Regions from separate parts of the Homo sapiens genome. Here regions 2, 3, 4 and 5 are each linked to region 1. Evidence: read pairs that join two places in POLR2A ChIA-PET (ENCODE). Cell type or tissue: CD4-positive, alpha-beta T cell. All regions are shown on one strand. Region 1 overlaps GNL1 (G protein nucleolar 1 (putative)). Region 2 has its middle 6.9 kb from the start of HLA-E. Region 3 holds the start of TUBB (tubulin beta class I). Region 4 has its middle 14 kb from the start of MIR877. Region 5 overlaps DHX16 (DEAH-box helicase 16).

What was found. ChIA-PET counts read pairs that join two places held together with the same protein. Peaks named below come from ENCODE experiments on the same cell type or tissue, not always from the same donor. Only the 100,000 strongest peaks of a DNase experiment are listed, where the experiment ranks them.
Region 2: POLR2A ChIA-PET joins it to region 1 with 13 read pairs; 28 of 35 experiments call an interaction of 5 or more read pairs at or near these places.
Region 3: POLR2A ChIA-PET joins it to region 1 with 19 read pairs; 15 of 35 experiments call an interaction of 5 or more read pairs at or near these places.
Region 4: POLR2A ChIA-PET joins it to region 1 with 22 read pairs; 24 of 35 experiments call an interaction of 5 or more read pairs at or near these places.
Region 5: POLR2A ChIA-PET joins it to region 1 with 13 read pairs; 13 of 35 experiments call an interaction of 5 or more read pairs at or near these places.

Annotation. Positions count from the first base shown.
Region 1 is chr6:30,540,054-30,544,053 of GRCh38, forward strand. It overlaps GNL1 (G protein nucleolar 1 (putative)), which reads right to left. Exons shown (of 12, transcript NM_005275.5): 12 at 1,328-4,000. Among named protein-coding and RNA genes, the nearest start is that of GNL1, 14 kb to the right of the region's middle. In CD4-positive, alpha-beta T cell, CTCF peaks have their summits at 1,581 (motif pointing right) and 1,798; DNase peaks (open chromatin) are centred at 1,598, 2,498 and 3,968; H3K4me3 peaks cover 1,224 bases; H3K27ac peaks cover 2,266 bases.
Region 2 is chr6:30,480,560-30,484,559 of GRCh38, forward strand. No RefSeq gene overlaps it. Among named protein-coding and RNA genes, the nearest start is that of HLA-E, 6.9 kb to the right of the region's middle. In CD4-positive, alpha-beta T cell, CTCF peaks have their summits at 1,683, 3,318 (motif pointing right) and 3,518; DNase peaks (open chromatin) are centred at 172, 762, 1,692, 3,312 and 1 weaker place; H3K27me3 peaks cover 1,652 bases.
Region 3 is chr6:30,719,305-30,723,304 of GRCh38, forward strand. TUBB (tubulin beta class I) reads left to right here and starts at 1,048. Exons shown (of 4, transcript NM_178014.4): 1 at 1,048-1,259; 2 at 3,233-3,341; 3 at 3,614-3,724. The coding sequence starts at 1,203. RefSeq lists an enhancer at 674-1,572. In CD4-positive, alpha-beta T cell, CTCF peaks have their summits at 2,184, 3,502 (motif pointing left) and 3,701; DNase peaks (open chromatin) are centred at 917, 2,177, 2,757, 3,477 and 1 weaker place; H3K4me3 peaks cover 3,244 bases; H3K27ac peaks cover 2,169 bases.
Region 4 is chr6:30,595,939-30,599,938 of GRCh38, forward strand. No RefSeq gene overlaps it. Among named protein-coding and RNA genes, the nearest start is that of MIR877, 14 kb to the left of the region's middle. In CD4-positive, alpha-beta T cell, CTCF peaks have their summits at 1,585 and 1,791; a DNase peak (open chromatin) is centred at 1,573.
Region 5 is chr6:30,668,656-30,672,655 of GRCh38, forward strand. DHX16 (DEAH-box helicase 16) reads right to left here. Exons shown (of 20, transcript NM_003587.5): 1 at 3,980-4,000; 2 at 2,381-2,619; 3 at 2,135-2,297; 4 at 1,755-1,811. Among named protein-coding and RNA genes, the nearest start is that of DHX16, 2.4 kb to the right of the region's middle. RefSeq lists an enhancer at 2,272-2,870. In CD4-positive, alpha-beta T cell, no CTCF peak of the experiment used is centred here; a DNase peak (open chromatin) is centred at 2,266; H3K4me3 peaks cover 842 bases; H3K27ac peaks cover 132 bases.

The DNA.
Region 1 (4,000 bases):
GGGAGGCGGAGTTTGCAGTGAGCTGAGATTGCACCAGTGCACTCCAACCTGGGTGACAGAGCAAGACTCCGTCTCAAAAAAAAAAAAAAAAAAGAAAGAAAGAAAGAAAATATGGTATATATACCGTGGAATGCTATTCAGCCTTTAAAAAGAAATTTTGTCATTTGAGACAGCGTTAATGGAATTGGAGAACATTATGCTGAGTGAAGTAAGCCAGGCACAGAAAGACAAATACTGTATGTTCTCACTTATAAGTGGAATCTAAAACAATCGAACTTAAAGGAGGAGAGAGCAGAATAGTAGTTACCAGAGGCTGGGGGTCTGGGGTAAATGGGGATATGATGGTTAAAGGTTACAAAGCTTCATTGGACTGGAAAAATAAGCTTTTCTTTTTCTTTGAGATATACTGCACAGCAAAGTGAATATAGTAAATAATTCTTGGACATTTCATAAGTGTTGAGGGTAAATATCTTTTTTACATTTTTAACATATTCCCTCCTCTGAATGTAGAGAGTAAATTTCAAACATTCTCACCACAAAAAAAGTAAGTATTTAAAAGTGATAGATGTTGGGCCGGGTGCAGTGGCTCACGTCTGTAATCCCAGCACTTTGGGAGGTGGAGGTGGGTGGATCACCTGAGGTCAGGAGTTGGAGACCAGCCTGGCCAACATGGTGAAACCCCGTCTCTACTAAAAATACAAAAAATTAGCCGGGCATGGTGGCGGACGCCTGTAATGCCAGCTACTCGGGAGGCTGAGGCAGAAGAATCACTTGAACCCGGGAGGCGGAAGTTGCAGTGAGCCGAGATTGCACCACTGCACTCCAGCCTGGGCAACAAGAGTGAAACTCCATCTCAAAAAAAAAAAAGTGATAGATGTTAATTTGCTTGATTTAATCATCCCACAGTGTATTCATGAATCATAACATCACTTTGTACGCCATAAATATATACAACTATAATTTGCCAATTTACAATTAAAGGTTAAAATTTTTAAAAATAAAAGGTAATGACAACAAAAAAAATGGATAAGTAGACAGAAAAATCGATTAATACAGAAGCTGGCAAAAACTAGTAAAGCAAATATGGCAAAATGTAGAATTTGTTGAATCTTTCAGTATTTGGGTGTTTATTGTTCTTTTTCTATGTTAGAAATTTTTCAAAATAAAAAGTTGCAAATGATTTCCATATTATTCTGATTTTTACACAGTAACAGAAAACATTCCTGGCTGCAGCTCATTAATATTTCTTCTTTGTTCTCCTGAGGAATCAAAAGATTCTCATTTATGATATGTCAAAAGGCACATAAAGAAACATATCCAAACTTTGTTGTCTCTTCATTCAAGTTTGGCTTTAATATTTTATTAAAAATTTTTGTATTTGTAAATATTAAAACACTGAAACTTGCTACTGACACAAGAACGACAATGCACTAACAATAAAATCAAAGTAGAAGCTAAACTATTCAGAAGCAGTAGCAACTCCATGATTCCAAGGTAATTTAAACAGGCAATTTCAGAGTGCTTCAAGATGAAGGCGCAAAGCAGCCTCTCAGCCTGCAGTGATGCTACGACACCGGCAGATGGCGCTGCAAAGCTTCTCAAATGCAGCGGGAAGTCCATTTACCAACGGCTGTTGCGATCTCTTAATTAGCTTGAACTGAGTTTGTATTAGAATTTATAATTTTTACTGCATATTGCAGTTACTCGTATATTACTGACACTGGAACAGACATGTTTTAACAAACTGGTTGAGCCGTATCAGTGCGAACCAGCTGAATGTCAGCGCTGTTCCCTCCTGTGACAGAAGCCACCGGCGCCTGCCTGAGGGCACTCCCCTCACTGGGACTCTCAGTACCACGCCCACCTGTCCCCAAGGTTTGTTTCATCACTAAGCCCCACCTTCCAGCATTTTCACCTTTCTCCTTCACTTGATCCTTCTTCCTAACATCGTGTTAACACACTCCAAACTAAAAAAGTTCCTCAACTGCATATACTCTGCTCCCTCCATTTTTTTCTTTCATTGCAATCACTGCCAAACATTTTGAAAATTCTCTCCTCACCTCCACTGCCTTTACGCTTTTCCTCCAAATTATTCCTTAACCCTCTGACATCTGGGGCTTCTGATTCCACCTCTCCAAAGAAATGCTCCCACCAAGACCATGGAGGCCCCTCTCGTTGCTGGTGGATACTCGTTCATTTTCCCCGCCACCACCCATCAGCAGCGTTCCACGCCGCCCTTCCTTCCTTCCTTCCTCCCCTAGCTTCATCACACCACGTTACTAGGTTTTTCCTGTCTCACTGGCTCCTTTCCCTGCTCTCCTTTTTATATGTTTCCTGCTTTCTTCCTCAGCCTTCTCTGCTCCCCACACCTATATGTTGATGATGCCCAAATCTCTGTCTCCAGCCACGACCTCTCTTTCCCCAAGCTCCATTTGCATAAACTGTCTCTGATGAGATTTAGGGCGCTTACGGTGGTATGGCTGTAGACAACTGTCTCAGGAAACAGACCCATGACCCACCCAGTTGCCAAGTCAGAAACAGGATGTATACTCTTGACTTGTCTCTCTCCCCTACACAGCAAAACAATCCCAAGACATGTCAATTCTATCTCCTGAGCAACCCATAAAACGATTTCTCTTCTTTCCATCTTCCATTACCCTAATTCTGGTGTTCATTCTCTCTCCCTGGGATGGCTGTAAAAGCCTCTGATTTCTCCCCTTTCCAAACCAGTCTCCACACTGCAACCATAGTGATCTAAGGCACAATTCTCACCTTTTCAGTCTTAGGCTTAAAGTTCAACATCCCTCTGGATACAGTCTAAATCTTTAACACGGCTGAAAAGGCCCAGCAAGAGCTGGACCAAGCCCACCTCTCCAGCTTCACCTTTCCTCATTTCTCCTTTGCACCCTCTGCCTCTGAACAAGTTACAGTCTTCCAAAGTTGTCATGTTTCTTGACCTTTGCTGTCTCCTCTGCCCAGAATGCAATTTCCCTGTCTGGCTAACTCCTGTCCAGCATTTGGCCTCAGCATGGACATCTGTTCCTCTAGGACGCTTCCCCTGATTCACCAAGACCAGCTTAACTGCCCCTACTGGCTGTTCCTATAGCAATTCTTTACCACAGACTACTGATTTTTTGTGTTTGTTTTGTTTTGGCAGTCTGACATAACTTTATACTAATGCAGCTTCTAGCCCTGTCCCCCACTCCTTCCTGATCAGTATCCCAATGTCCCTCCTATATGGAGCCACCACTACCCCACAGGATCCTGTACCACCCTTCTCCCAGAACTTATCACACTTTTTTTTTGTAATTGTGTTTCCATTCTCCAATAAATTGTGAGCGCCACAAAGAACCATTTCTATCTCACTTACCACTTGGAAGTGACTGGCAGGTAGTAATTGCTCAACAAATGTTCTATGAGTGAATGAATCCTTGGGATAATTATAGTACTAACCATCTTATTTAGTTATGACAGTTCAATAGAAACACGTAAAATAATGCTTTTATAGTTTACATACTGCTATAGAGCTATTGTATTATATTATTATTATTCTATTCCTACCCTCTATTGCTTGAGAGTAGGATATTGCCTTATTCAATTTTGGTTATTGTCCCAGAACTCAGGGATATATGTCTGGCATATATTGTTTTTAACCAATTTTTGTTGACTGTATCAATGATTGTAAGAAGTGAACAAAGGGCCAGATAATTGAACTATCCTGGACCACACACAGCTACCCTGTTCCAGAAGCAGGACTATAATCCCATCTGGAAAAAGGGAAACTTGGAAGTTGACATCTAAATGAAATTCCAGCATGGATGAGAGAAGCCCTGATTTCTCTCCATCAAGAGACTAGCCAGCTATGGAAGCCACCAGAGCCCCAGACCTCCATGGTCAAGTATTCACATAGTAGACATGACCCAGACAAGAGGGTGCGTATTTCAGCGTGGAGGGGAGACTGGGCCCTTGGTTTCCTGTGTCTTTGTAGTCAGTTCTAACC
Region 2 (4,000 bases), 59 kb before region 1:
CAGTCGAGGCTGGCACCCACCTTAGCCTCCTCCTCTCCCAGCCTTCCTCCACACACCAGGCAACTCACCCTGCCGGCAAGCTCGGGGTTTCATGAAGTGCCAGGCACTGGTGGGAAGTGGTCAGGAGATAACACAAACCCTGATCTCCGCAACCAGCCTCAGGAAGTCCTTCTGAAACCTACCCAGCCCCATTCCTGCCGCAGCCTGGGTGCTTTCCCCGGCGGAGCCACACGTCTGCAGAGGGTGATTCTAGAACACCCTTCCTCCCAATAACCCAGGGCTTCCTCCTTCATCTGCTTCAGGACTCAGCTCGCATGGCACCTCTCGGGAAATCTCACTCTCATGATAATAACTTCAAATTGCACCTGGCTCCTTTCATCTTCCGTGCCTTGCTTTTCTCTTAATCATCCTTTATTTTCGGACACCCCTGTAGTTGACTTCAGTGACTTTTTATTGGCCACGTCTTTCAACCGAAGGTAAATTCCTTGAGAGCCATGATTTGTGCCTGTTTGGATTTGACCCAAGCGCCTAGAATAGCGCCTGACGAAAAGTAGATGCTCAACCAACAGTTAGGGGCTGAATAAATCTAGAGACCAGAACCTCTTAAAGTTGAGTCTGGGGCTGACAGGTCGGTATTTTCCCAATATATGATTTTTGAGGTCCACAGGGGAGCGGTGGGGAGAGGCTTACCCAGGGTGGTGAGCGCAGCCTCAGTGGCAGAAATCCCCGTGCGCCCCCTCCTGCCGCAGAGGAAGACAGACCCCTACGGAGCCTCCAGGGCGCAGTCTCCAGGGCGGAGTCCCGGGGCGCTTCGGGCAGGGAGTCTGGGCCAAAGCGCCAAAATCCGCCGCTGTCGCTCAGCTGCAGCACGTTTCGCGCTGGGGAGCCTCTCCTGGTGGGCGACCGTCATGGACAATCGACAAGACCAGAAATTAGATTTGAGTCCAGAATCAAGGACCTTTAAGCAGGGATTGGAGATGGCAGGGGGCCAGGATTAAGGGATATAGACAGCAGGTCCTGTCTGCTTAGGTTGCAAATGGGAAGAAGAGGCCGGATGCCAGGGTCCTGGACTCTCAGGGTTCGGGTGGGGCCAGAATCCTGGACTCTCAAGGCTGGGGAGGGGCCGCCCTCCAGGATCCAATAGGGTATAGGTTCAGATGCCTGGGTCCTGGAGGTCCGGGTAGTGGCGGAGGAACCGCCCTCGGGTTCCCGATGGATTGGGGACAAATGCTCAGCCCAGTCTGATTCCAGAAATCCTTGTAACCCAATATAGTCTCCAGCTCCGATGCCATGTCCTTCCCGGGTCCCAACGTGCTGGGGCTGGAGACTCATCTAGGGGATTCCGGGGAGGAGGGATCTTCCTCTCTGGAAGCAGCAGAACAAATTTCAGGGACTCAGGAGTCCAAGGCCTCATTCCAAAAACACTGAGAGGCTGCGTACTGGGAGCACAGTATGTCTGTGGGGTCCACCCAGACCTGGGAACCAGGTCTTAGGGCCTGCAGACCTCCCTCTGCCTTGAGGTCAGAGTCCACTGCCACTAACTGGGAGGAAACACCTGTCGCGGGACGGGGTCGCCCGCATGTGCACAGAGCCCTGTTCTGCCGAGATCCGAAGGGGAACCTGGGGAGGTCCCAGATGGGGAAGGGACAGGAGAGCTGGGTGTCTCTCCTCAGTCCTTCGGCCACACGGGGCCGCTGCCGCTCTACGCTTGGGTTCTGATGAGCTGCTCTGGAGAGGACGGGGCGGTGGTCTGAGTAAGACACAGATTGTTGATCCAGAAAGGATGTATCAATGAGGTGGGGCTGGGGTTGTCCAGGGGGTGGAAAGGCCTTCTGAGAAGCCCTGGACTGCGCGGGGTTCCGGCTCTGCGGAACAGAGGAGGGCTCTGGAGCTGCCTGTCTCTGAGGTTTCCAACTCCTCCTTGCAAACCCTCCCTCCAGCCTTTTCATGGCAACACTCCAGGAAAATGGAAAGTTGATCATTTTTTTCTTCCACTCCTTAATCCTTTCCTGACTGCTACTTTTAGATAATTTTATTTTAGAAGAGTTTTAAATTTACATAAAAGTTGCAATGGTAGTACAGAGTTGCCATCCGCTCCACAGTCAGTTTCCCCTGATGTTAACATCTCTCATTACTATGGTCCATTTGTCACAGCTAATGAAGCCATTTTCATACCTTATTATTACTAAACTGCAGACTTTATTTGGAGTTCATTAGCGTTCCCCTAATGTCCTTTCTGTGTTTCAGGATTCCATGGAGAATATCACACTACATTTAGTCTCTGTCGTGCCTCCACGGCATCCTCTGGTCTGTGACAATTCCTGAGATTTTCCTAATTTTTGATGCCTTTCACAATATCGGGAAGTACTGACCAGATATATTGTAAAATATCCCTCAAACTGAATTTAGTTGGGGTGTAGATCATGGTTAGACTATGGTTATGGATGTTTAGATGAGGTGAAGTGCTGTTCTCCAAACACATTATCAAGATTATATCAATTTGATGTACCACTGTTGATGTTGAAGTTGACCATCCATATTTTTACTTCCTGTAGCTGCCACAAAAATGCCCTCAAAGTTGGCAACTTACAACAACAGAAAATTATTCTTTCACAGTTCTGGAGGCCCAGGGCATTGGTCAGCGTTCTTTGGCTTGTAGCCCCATTGCTCCAGTCTCTGCCTCCTTCTTCACATTGCCTTCTCCTCTTCTGACTCTCTCTTCTGTGTACCTGTTAGGAAGACACTTTTCATTGGATTTAGGGCCCACCTAGGTCATCCAGGAGGATCTCCTCATTTCAATATCCTCAGCTTAATTACATCTGCAAAGACCCTTTTTTTCCAAACAACTTGAAATTCACAGCTTCTGGGGACTAGGACAGAAACATATCTTTGTGGGGACAACCATTCAACCCACTACATCTGGCTAAGCTAATATTTCCCAGAGTGGCAATCCACCAGTGCACCCCAGGTTACAATCCTCATTCTAATTCCCAAATAAACTCAACATATTTGGACATTTCTTTAATGTCTTTTTTTTTTTAGGTTGAAAAATCTGGTATCAGAAGTGATCCTGAAGAAAGATTACCTTTGGAAGAGACTTATGCTGAGTTCATTGCTTGATTTCTTGCCTCTGTTTCTGAACATCTTTTGAGAGCAAAATTTACTTTCTAAAAAGATGGGTATGTGTCGACCCTTTAAAAGCTGTTTGGGCTATTGTCGCCATTCAATGAGAAACTTCAGTCTCCCCAAAGAGAAATTATCTGTTGTCAGGATAAACTGGTACATGAATAAACAAAATTGCCATTAGGGGTCGCACCAGTCTCAAGAAAAATCTGGAGAAAATGGTCACAGGATGGACAATTAGATCACAGGCTGCCCACTAAGTAAAAACAAAAATCCTATACTAGGCACACTATTAAAAAACAAATCGCTCCAGCCTCTACCATTTCCTCACAGGGATTATGGAATTTTTCTTTTGCTGTCGAGAAATTAATAAGAGGCAGAACAGGATGCCAAAATTCCAAAGCATCCAATATAGGCCGTCTTCTGGGACTCCTGTCAGCTATATGGTCAAAATTTATGGTCGGTGGCTCATGCCTATAATCCCAGCACCTTGGGAGACCAAGGTGGAAGGATCACTTGAGCTCATGAGTTTGAAACCATCCTGGGCAACATAGCAAGAGCTCATCTCTATTTTTAAAAATTAAAATAAATAAGGAAAGAAAAAAAAATTAAGGTCCTCTCCTGTGTACGTTTTGAAATCAATGGGTAGAGTACGCCAAAGTTAATTTGGATCTTCAATGGCCATCCTTGGGGCCTTTTGAGTTCCCCAAACTTGTCTTCCTTAAAACAAAACTAGAAGACCATGGTCCTAAAATTAAACAATGTGAATGGGAGGCTTAGTTTACTTGGTACTTCAAAGTTTCATAATGCATTCGGGATTCAAACATTGCCTCCCTCTAAGATTCTATCACAAAATTAACTGAGACCAGCAAACAGT
Region 3 (4,000 bases), 180 kb after region 1:
TAATAAATCTATGGGAAGAAGCAGATGGACTCCGTCTTGAACCCACTCAATTTTTCCCCCATCAATTACCCCTCTCTCGTTTTTCAATACTGGGTCTCTTGCAGAGTTGCAGTGGCGGCCACCTGGTCAGTGAAATCAGCGAATTGAAAAACCACTGACTTCATTAACATGTCTAAAGAGGCAGGCTGAAAAAACTGAAAATCTATCAGGCATCTCATTCCATAGTTCCCTGTTTGACAAGAAGACCAAGGTGTCTTCAAAGTCTGCCCTAAGGTCCAGATCTCCTACCCACGTAGGAGACTTCTAGTTTCACAAATCCCCGATGTCGGTTTCTCTAAACTATTTTATTCTTTGAACATACTCTCCAGACAACATCGCTATCCTGAAAAGCCCTTGCTGCAATTTTGTTTCTCTTTCAAAACAATGGCTCGAAAATTTCCAAGGAAATAGCAAGAGGGCGATTCCCTTCTTGAAGTATTTGAGGGAGCAGAAGCTTACTGAAGTTCATGCCTTGGGTCACCAAAGGCCAGGGGAGGCAGAGCACGGTGCCAGACTTCTCCCCATTTTTCGCTGAACTAAGCAATCCTTTCTCCCCTAGAGGTACTGCAGCTGGGAGCTTTCAGGGCGTGTCTTCCCCACCACCCAACTTCTGGAACCCCAGACTTCTCAATTCCTGTACCCCCAAGAACTGCTCACTTTTTGTACAAAAACCTCAGGCATAGAGGAAAGGAATCTTGCGCAAGGTCGTTTTTCATTTACAAAACAAAAACCCCATGAAAACCAAACCGGTACCCACCCATTCGTCACTTCATTTTGCAGCATGGACAACAATAGGGGACTACAACTCCCAAAGAGGACTGCGCTCGTCCACTGGCTCAGAGGCCAATGGACGCCTGGTACATGACCGGCATCGACTAATCAGGGCCAGGCTCGATGAGGCTTTGTCTCCCTACCGCGCGCGGGGCCGATTCTCCCGCCTCCCAGCCCCGGCGCACGCGCGCCCCGCCCAGCCTGCTTTCCCTCCGCGCCCTCCCCTCTCCTTTCTCCCTCTCAGAACCTTCCTGCCGTCGCGTTTGCACCTCGCTGCTCCAGCCTCTGGGGCGCATTCCAACCTTCCAGCCTGCGACCTGCGGAGAAAAAAAATTACTTATTTTCTTGCCCCATACATACCTTGAGGCGAGCAAAAAAATTAAATTTTAACCATGAGGGAAATCGTGCACATCCAGGCTGGTCAGTGTGGCAACCAGATCGGTGCCAAGGTAAGAATTTTACACCTCTTTTATTTCTTTTTACAAGGAAAAATCCAGGTAAGTTATGAAAAAATGGTTGTGGGGCATTTGCACCCGCTATCCTTAATCAAGATTTGCCCCTCTCAAGTTTGTTACATTTATATATATAACAATTGTAGCTAGCATTTGCCTTTGGAAAGCTGGGAATCATTTTTCTTGGCAGGCACATTTTGGAGAAACTAGTAAAAGGGCTCTTCGGGTTTGGGGGCGGGAAGACCGAGGACTTATAAGATGTTACTTAAAAGGGCTTCTAACGGTCCGAGAACCGGGCAGGGAGAGAGATGCGGAAACGGTCGCAGACAAAGCGGGGCGAGGTTTTGCCCATGTGCATCCCGCCCAACCCCCCTGCGGGGTACTTAGGGCCAAACCGGAGCGGGAAGGGGTGAGGCCATCGGGCGGCTGCAGAGAGCTCCAGCGCAAGGGTGGGGGGCGATGCGCCAGGGTGGGCTGCGCTGGGCGCTACCTTTCACAAAAGACCAGGGACCCCAACGCGCCCGCGACCCCAGAGGGCCGGTCCTGTATTTGTTCCTGGGTGGAAGGAGAATAAGAACGGGATTAATTTTACTTGCTTTCATGGCCCCTAAGAGAGACTTTTTTAGGGCGTGAACAGATATGTCGAGAAAATGGGGGTGTGTGGTTTTCTTTAATGAGTCCCTCAGGACTTAATGGGAGAGAAAGAATCCTTTAAATCAAGGGGTAGAAATGTAGCGAAGGAATAAAAATTCCGAGGCCAAGGGGGATTTTTTTTTTTTGCGCGCGGTTACAGTGTAGCGGGGGAGGGGCGGGAGGAAGTGCGGCTGCTACGTTGTAGCAGAAGGGCGGGGCCCTGCGGGGCGGGGCCGGGGCGCCGTGGGCGCGCGGGGACAATGCGGCGTTGCCCGCCGGCAGGGGCGCGCTACCTTGGGCCCCGCCCCTCGCGCGCGGAATTTTTGTCCCTGGCCCCGCCCACGCGCGAAGTCTTTTGTCGGCGGCTCGACCTGCGCGTGCGCCGCAGTCACGTGGAGGGCGGGGGGGGTGGTCGACTGCGGCGGCAGCTCTTTCCTCAGACCCCCAGCCTTTTGTGCGCCGCGCGGTGGGGCGGTGCCCAGCTTGGGGGAAGGAGAGCGGCGCTTATCGAAGTGTGGTCGACCTCCATCCGCCCACCGAGCACTTGGGACCCGCTGCACATATCCAGAGCAGGGAAAGCTGTGGCTTTCTCGGGGGAGCGAGTGTCTAGGGGAAGGGTGTGGCAGGCCCACGGGATGCCATGCCCTAGAACAACGGCCTGAGCGCTTGTGGAATTAAAATGGGAGATGTGGGGCCGAGGTGGGCGAATTGGGATCCCTCCAGGTCAGGGGTTCGAGACCATCCTGGGCAACAAAGCGAGACCCTCCCCCATGCCACGTTTCTACAAAAAATAAAAGTAAAAAATTAGCTGGGCGTGGTGGCGCGCGTCTGTGGTCCCAGCTACTCGAGAGGCTGAGATGGGAGGATCGGTTGAGCCTGGGAGTTCCACGCTGTAGTCATCCGTGATTGCACCACTGCACTGCAGGCTGGGCAACAGGAAGACCCTGTCTTAAAAATTAGAAGAAGCTGGGCGCGGTGGCTCACCCTTGTAATCCCAGCACTTTGGGAGGCCAAGGTGGGCGGATCACGAGGTCAAGAGATCTAGACCATCCTGGCCAACATGGTGAAACCCGTCTCTACTAAAAATACAAAAAGTAGCTGGGCGTGTTGGTGCGCGCCTATAGTCCCAGCTACTCCGGGGGCTGAGGCAGGAGAATCGCTTGAACCCGGGAAGCAGAGGTTGCAGTGAGCCGAGATAGCGCCACTGCACTCCAGCCTGGTGACAGAGCGAGACTCCGTCTCAAAAAAAATTAAGAAAAAGATGAAATAAAATGGTAGTTGGGGACATAGTTGGCTGGGACTTGACCTGTTGTGGTCTCGTTGCTCCCCCTCGGCAGTTCTGGGAGGTGATCAGTGATGAACATGGCATCGACCCCACCGGCACCTACCACGGGGACAGCGACCTGCAGCTGGACCGCATCTCTGTGTACTACAATGAAGCCACAGGTAAGGGCAGGAGCCCGGGCAGCTCAGGTTCCCTTCCCTGTCTCCCACTTATCTGGGATCTCTTTCCATTTCTGGGCACGCCTTATCCCCTTTGGGTGAATCTGTCATTTTGTCCCTTTCGTGAACCACCGTCGGGGCCAAAGACGTCTGCTGCCACCTGGTGGCGGGACCTGGAATGACAAGTCTCTGATCCCTGCTGTCTCCCATTTCCAGTATATCTATAAACCTTCCCTTCTGCCAGATTTCACAGCTCTTAACTTTATTCTCTGTAGGTGGCAAATATGTTCCTCGTGCCATCCTGGTGGATCTAGAACCTGGGACCATGGACTCTGTTCGCTCAGGTCCTTTTGGCCAGATCTTTAGACCAGACAACTTTGTATTTGGTGAGTTATACAGATGATATTAGCAGATGATATACCATCGTGTTCAACTTATTTGGGTGCAAGGACACAGCAAAAGTTAGGAGATGATTGTTGTATTGGAGTGCTAATACAGAAATGTGTTCTGAAATCTAACGGAGGGTAGAGGTAGTGCCTACTATTGCTGGTAAATTATGGGGCAGTAGGGGGAGAATATATCACAGTGAAGGAGAAAGAAGATACATCCGAGGGAATTATTTGAAAAGTTGAAAGATGGAAACATCATGTATCTTCCATACC
Region 4 (4,000 bases), 56 kb after region 1:
ACCTGTAATCCCAGCACTTTGGGAGGCCAAGGCGGGTGGATCACCTGAGGTCAGGAGTTCGAGACCAGCCTGGACAACATGGTAAAACCCCATCTCTACTAAAAATACAGAAATTAGCCAGGCGTGGTGGCAGGTGCCTACAATCCCAGCTACTCAGGAGGCTGAGGCAGGAGAATCCTTGAACCCAGGGGGCAGTGAGCCAAGATCGTGCCATTTCACTCCAGCCTGGGCAAAAGAGTGAAACTTGTCTAAAAAAAAAAAACAGGTTTCTTTGAATTTTTTTTTTTTTTTTTTTTGAGATGAAATTTTGCTGTCACCCAGGCTGGAGTGCAATGGCACGATCTCAGCTCACTGCAACCTCCGCCTCCTGGGTTCAAACGATTCTTCTGCCTCAGCCTCCAGAGTAGCTGGGATTACAGGCACCAGTCACCACGCCCGGCTAATTTTTTGTATTTTTAGTAGAGACGGTTTCACCATGTTGGTCAGGTTGCTCTCGAACTCCTGATCTCAGGTGATCCACGCGCCTCGGCCTCCCAAAGTGCTGGGATTACAGGCGTGAGCCACCACGCCTGGCCGAATTTTCATAAATGATTTGAAAGAAAATGAGCTCATTCTTTCTTTTTTTTTCAGACGGAGTCTTGCTCTGTCGCCATCCTGGAATGCAGTAGCGTTATCTCGGCTCACTGCAACCTCTGCCTCCTGGATTCAAGCGATTCCCCTGCCTCAGCCTCCCAAGTAGCTGGGACTACAGGTGCGTGCCACCACTCCCGGCTAATTTTTTTTTTTTTTTGAGACAGAGTCTTGCTCTGTCGCCCAGGCTGGAGTGCAGTGGCGCGATCTCTGCTCGCTGCAAGCTCCACCTCCCGGGTTCATGCCATTCTCCTGCCTCAGTCTCCTCAGTAGCTGGGATTACAGGCACCCGCCACCACACCCACCTAAGTTTTTGTATTTTTAGTAGAGAAGGGGTTTCACCTTGTTAGCCAGGATGGTCTCCATCTCCTGACCTCATGATCTGCCCGCTTCGGCCTCCCAAAGTGCTGGGATTACAGGCGTGAGCCACCGCGCCTGGCAATTTTTGTATTTTTAATAGAGACGGGGTTTCACCATGTTGGCTAGGATGGTCTCCATCTCCTGACCTTGGGATTTGCCCGCCTCGGCCTCCCAGAGTGTTGGGATTACAGGTGTGAGCCACCGCGCTCGGCCGAGCTTATTCTTAAAATACAGTAAAAACTTTAAGCTCTCTTTTAAGGTTCTTGTGGCTTGTTGCAGGAGATAGAAGAAAGGTGAGAAGCAGGCAGTAAATGGAAGCAGAAAGAGACACAAAGTTGTGACCACTAGGTTGTGACATGTTTGGGTTTTTTCACTTGAGCTGTATACTTCTTTGGTATTTCACGCCCTAGCCTGGTCCTTAGATTATGTCTTCTCAGGTCTTCTCCCAGTGCACACAGCAACAACAGACTGACCTGAACACCTCCGCCCACACACACCAAGCCTGGGCAAGGGGAAGGTAAAACTACCCACTTTGGGCCTACATGCAGTGAGGCCTTTCAGATACTGATAAAACATTGTTGCCCCCTCATGTGGCCAATGCTGGAAATACAGCTGAGACACGTATTCCAGGGCAGTGTAGCAGCCTCAGCAACTGGGAATTTGTTAGAAATGCATATCTCGGGATCCATCCTGACCTACTAAATCAGAATTTTGCTGGACCCTACCCCCAATCTGTCTGTTTTTTCTTTTTGTTTTGTTTTTGTTTTTTGAGATGGAGATGGAGTCTGGCTCTGTCACCCAAGCTGAAGTGCAGTGGTGTGATCTCTGCTCACTGCAACCTCCACTTCCCGGGTTCAAGTGATTCTCCTGCTTTAGTCTCCCAAGTAGCTGGGATTACAGGCGCGAGCCACCATGCCTGACTAATTTTTGTATTTTTAGTAGAGATGGGATTTCACCATGTTGGCCAGGCTGGTCACAAACTCCTCACCTCAGGTGATCCATCCGCCTTGGCCTCTCAAAGTGCTGGGATTACAGGCATAAGCCACTGCATCCAACCCAAATTTGTTTTTTTTTTTCTTTCTTTTTTTTTTTTTTTTTTTTGAGACCAAGTTTCGCTCTTGTTACCCAGACTGGAGTGCAATGGTGCGATCTCGGCTCACCACGACCTCCACCTCCCGGGTTCAAGCAATTCTCCTGCCTCGGCCTCCCGAGTAGCTGGGATTACAGGCATGCGCCACCACGCCCGGCTAATTTTTGTATTTTTAGTGGAGACGGGGGTTCTCCATGTTGGTCAGGCTGGTCTCGAACTCCTGACCTCCTGATCTACCCGCCTTGGCCTCCCAAAGTGCTGGGTTTACAGGTATGAGCCACTGCACCCGGCCCCAGATTTGTTTTCTAATAAGCTCTTCAGATGATCCTGATGAATGCTAACAGACTTGAAAACCGCCATTCTCAACCCACATGTTAAAACATGTTAATATCTTCAACTGCCCCATATCTGCCACACACACTCCCCCCAGAGTGATGTATCCTTTCTTTTTTTTTTCAGATGGAGTTTCACTCTTGTTGCCCAGGCTGGAGTGCAGTGGTGCAGTCTGCAACCTCTGCCTCCTGGGTTCAAGCGATTCTCCTGCCTTCCGAGTAGCTGGGATAACAGGCGCCAGTAACCACACCCAGCTAATTTTTGTATTTTTAGTAGAGATGGGGTTTCTTCATGTTGGCCAGGCTGGTCTCGAACTTCTGACCTCAGGTGATCCAACTGCTTCGGCCTCCCAAGGTGCTGGGATTACAGGCGTGAGCCACCACGCCCAGCTTTAATTTCTGGTTTAAGAGTGGAGGCCAGGCGCGGAAATGGGGAAATGGAGTTTCCCTATGTTGCTTAGGGTAGTTTTGAACTCCTGGGTTCAAGTGATCGTCCCATGTGGGCCTCCCAAAGTGCTGGGATTACAGGCGTGAGCCAACATGCCCAGCTTTAATTTCTGGTTTAAGAAGAGTGGAGGCCAGGCGCGGAAATGGGGAAATGGAGCTTCCCTATGTTGCTTAGGGTAGTTTTGAACTCCTGGGTTCAAGTGATCCTCCCATGTTGGCGTCCCAAAGTGCTCGGATTACTGGCTTGAGCCACCATGCCTGGCCAGAGCCACTTTGGGAAGAGCAGTCTATACTTACCCTTTGTTTTTTTGTGACGGAATTTTGCCCTGTCACTCAGGCTGGAGTGCAGTGGCATGATCTCGGCCCACTGCAACCTGCACCTCCTGGGTTTAAGGGATTCTCCCGCCTCAGCCTCCGGAGTAGCTGGGTTATAGGCACCCAGCTAATGTTTGTATTTTTAGTAGAGACGGGGTTTTGTCATGTTGGCCAGGCTGGTCTCCAACTCCTGACCTCAGGTGATCCACCCACCTCGCCTTCCCAAAGTGATGGGATTACAGGCATGACCCAATATGCCTGGCTTTTTTTTTTTTTTTTTTTTTTTGAGACAGGGTCTTGCTCTGTTGCTCCGGCTGGATTGCAGTGGTACAATCATAGCTGTGAGTTTGAACTCCCAGGCTCAAGTGATCCTCTCGCCTCAGCCTCCCAGGTAGCTGGAACTAAAGGCATGTGCCACCATGCCTAATATTTTTTGTATTTTTTGTACAGACCTGGTCTCCCTATGTTGCTCAGGCTGGTCTCAAACTCCTGGGCTCAAGTAGTCTTCCCACCTCGGCCTCCCAAAAGTGCTGGGATTACAGACATGAGCCACTGATACCCAACACTAACCTGGCTAAGGTCACCCAGGCTGTAGAGAGGTAGAGCTGGGACAATGGCCTTTATCTGACTCCAGCATCCTCAGGATTTCCTCCCTTATCTGTAGAATGTGGATAAGATGACCAAGAACACATCCTAGAGGGCACGATAGCCAGGATAGGACTGTTCTAGGAACACACACGAGGCGTGTTAAAGAAGACTCAGAAAGATGAAAACCAGGAAAGAGCCCTGTGGCCGAGATCTACTCTGTATCCTAGAGTATTTTATG
Region 5 (4,000 bases), 130 kb after region 1:
AAACCCGAAAAATTAAATTCAGGCCAAAACAGTAACACCACTACCACCACAACTGCACTGAGATGTCCCAGAAGCCTAACCACAGTCAATTTCAGGAAGAGATATGAGATAAATTGGTCAGGAGAGACCTGGGAACCAGTAGGCCATTCTTAGAACTCCAAAAGTTGGCCGGGCACGTGGTGACTCACGCCTATAATCCCAGCACTTTGGGAGGCCGAGGCAGGTGGATCACCTGAGGTCAGGAGTTCAAGACCAGCCTGACCAACATGGAGAAACCCCATCTCTACTAAAAATACAAAATTAGCCAGGCGAGGTGGCTCATGCCTGTAATCCCAGCTACTCTGGAGGCTGAGGCAGGAGAATCGCTTGAACTCGGGAGGTGGAAGTTGCAGTGAGCCAAGATCACGCCACTGCACTTCAGCCTGAGCAACAAGTGCAAAACTCTGTTTCAAAAAAATAAATAAATGAATTTTAAAAAGTAAAAACGGCCAGGCGTAGTGGCTCATGCCTATAATCCCAACACTTTGGGAGGCCAAGGCGGGCAGATCACAAGGTCAAGAGATCAAGACCATCCTGGCCAACATGATGAAATCTCCTCTACTAAAAATACAAAAAATTAGCCGAGTGTGGTACTGCAGGCCTGTAGTCCCAGCTACTCAGGAGGCTGAGGCAGGAGAATCGCTTGATTCCTCCACCAGGGAGGCACAGGTTGTAGTGAGCTGAGATCGCACCACCACACTCCAGCCTGGCAACAGAGTGAGACTCCATCTCAAAAATAAATAAATAAAAATAAAAAATAAAACAAAACAAATAAAAAGAAGGCTGGGCATGGTGGCTCACGCCTGTAATTCCAGCTCTCTGGGAGGCCAAAGCAGGTGGATCACAAGGTCAGGGGTTCGAGACCACCCTGGCCAACATGGTGAAACCCCGTCTCTACTAAAGGTACAAAAAATTAGCCAGGCGTGGTGGTGTGCGCCTGTAATCCCAGCTACTCAGGAGGCGGAGGTTGCAGTGAGCCGAGATCGCATCATTGCACTCCAGCCTCGGTGACAGGGCAAGACCCCGTTTCAAAAAAAAGAAAAAAGGTTTAAAAAAAAAAAAAAAAAAAAAAAGGAACTTCAAGAGTCTCAAAATTCTATTGGGGTATTGGGGAATCTAAGTGTGACTTTACTTGACAAGACCAGGCCTTTGGAAAACAGCTTACCCTACCTAGTTTCACACCATAAAAAGTCCAGTTTATGAATTACAAGGGCTCTGTCCCTGTCCAGTGAGAAGACACAGGGAGATCACAAAGCCACATAAGGGGTGCAGGAATTAGGTGGTGGGAAGGTATTTGGAGATGGTGTGCCTAAGCTGAATGGTCAGCACATCCCTGTACAGTGGGACTGCTGCCCTGCCCTTGCCCTCCAGCAACCTTCTTGACAACATTCCAGCTGCCTCATATCTCATTAGGACTCAGGAATAGGGAAAGCTCACAATTTCATTCACTAATAGAGTATATTTGATCCTAAAGTTAAGAGTCAAGGAGGACTTATGGGTAGCCTCCTTCCCCCTACAACTTAAGAAGGATCCTTCCCTCAACAACATAAGTCTATCCTCAGCTGGCTCCTAACAACCAAGCCCCTCTTCTAGAAACCTGACCACCCCATCAGCATCCACACTGTGCTTCCTCTGTATCCTCTCTCCCTATACACTCTATCAGAAAGTCTTTCCTTTTGTCTTCTGATCTTGGCTCCCTAGGCCCTGGGACTCACCATGGCCTTCCGGTCTTCCTCGGCCATCTTGAGGCGCTTCTGAGCCTCTTCATAAGCCTAGAAGAAAAAACAAGAATGGAGGGGTGTGAGGCCAAAGAGCCCCCACACTGACAGCTGCTCCCCTCTAGAATCACAAGGATCATTCAGATGCGCCCTAACACAAAAAATGTCCCCTCTCAGTGAGGAATCTCTCTGATTGCAGGTACAGCAGACAGTTGTCTTAGCCACAGGATGCACAGGGCTTCTCTCACCACAGAGGTGAACATCTCACTAGAGACAGCCCCTTGTCTTCCCAGAGATCACTATCTCTGCACTCACAGCCAACCTCAGATTTCACCCTGGGATCTTGGGGATTTACAGAACATGCTGCTCCTATTCACCTTCTTGTCTGACCGTTCCAGGACATTTCGAGTCCGATCCTTGTCCCGCTGTCGAACCCGCTCAGCAAAGGCATCACGCTCCTCCAGGTCCTGAAGGCGTTCACGCTCTGTCCGTTCCCACTCATCTTCCGACTCTGGCTTCTCTGTCTGCTGTTTACTCCCCCTGCAGCCCATCCAGGGGATTAAATAAGGGCATAGAGAACACTTCAGCCTGCCCCATCCTCTCTCACCCTGCTTCTGACTTACCCTGTTTTCTTCTTCCCTTTCTCAGAAGCCTCTTCCTCCTCTTCTTCCTCACGCTTCTTCCTGAGGTGTTTCCGCTTTTTACGTTTCTTCTGGAGGCTGCTTCCAGCCCTACTCACAGTCTCCTCACTGCTCTCTTCACTGTCTTCCAGTAACCTATAAGATCGGTTCTTCTCCAGCAGGGCCCGGGCCTCTCGCTCTGCTGCCCGAGCTGGCTTTTCTACCACTGCCTTTCGTGGTACCTGTCAGTAGAGGGGAAGATAAGGAGGTCTGAGCAACTCCTGATCTCTGCCCTCCCACTTAGCTCTGTTCCTAATTTAAGCAATTACTTAGTCTTTCCTGCCCCCGCGGCCCGGCCCCACTGTCAGGCAATGGCGTGATCTCGGCTCACTTCAACCTCCGCCTCCCAGGTTCAAGCAATTCTCCTGCCTCAGCCTCCCAAGTAGCTGAGATTACAGGCACATGCCACCACGCCCGACTATTTTTGTATTTTTAGTAGAGATGAGGTTTCACCATGTTGGCCAGGCTGGTCTCAAACTCCTGACCTCATGATCCACTCACCTCAGCCTCCCAAAGTGCTGGGATTACAGGCATGAGCCACCACACCCGGGCACAATTACTTAGTTTTAAACCAGCTAACCAGCATTCATTCTCTTTCTTCCTCATGGCTTCACCCCATCTTCATCATCCTGAATGGGGTTTTTTATTTTTTTTTACAGACAGGGTTTCACTCTGTCCCTCTTGGGCTCAAGGGATCCTCCCACCTCAGGCTCCTAAGTAGCTAGAAACACAGGTGCACACTACCACGCTCAACTAATTTTTAATTTTTTTGTAGGACGAAGGTTTCGCCATGTTGCCCAGGCTGGTCTCGAACTCCTGGGCTCAAGTAATCCTCCTGCCTCAGCCTCCCGGGGTGCTGGGATTACAGGTGTGAGCCACTGCACCCGGCCCCCTCTGTTAATTAAACGACTGAAAGGAAGTTCAGAAGATGAGGGGGGCCGGGCATGGTGGCTCACGCCTGTAATCTCAGCACTCTGAGGGGGCTGAGAGAGGATTGCTTGAGCTGAGGAGTTAGAGACCAGCCTGCGCAACACACCAAGGCCTCATCTCTAAAAATAAAAATAAAAATAAAAGATATTAGCCGGGGGTGGTGGCGCGCGCCCGTAGTCCCAGCTACCGGGGAAGATGAGGTGGGAGGGTCGCTTCAACCAGGGAGGTCGACGCTGTAGTGAGCCGTGATCTTACGACCGCACTCCAGCCTGGGCGACGGGGCGAGCGAGACTGTGTCTCTCAAAAAAAAAAAAAAGAAAGAAAGAAATGCAGAAACTAAGATCCCTACTGAATCGCAATCTGCATTTTAACAAGAACCTTGGATGCATGTTAAGAGTTCGAGAAACACCGTTCTATTGCGCTTAACCCGACACACCTAAGCCCTCCTCAATCTTCTCCACTGAGCTGGGCGTCCAGCAGCTAGCACAGTACCTACGCGACAACGGACAAAGAATAAGTGCTTGTGAACTGAGCTTTCTTAACTTCTCGATGGACCGTTAGGCCAGCCTCACCGGGACAAATCACAGGGCCCCTCCCCACCCCTGCCGACACCTTGTTCCAGAGTCTCAGGGC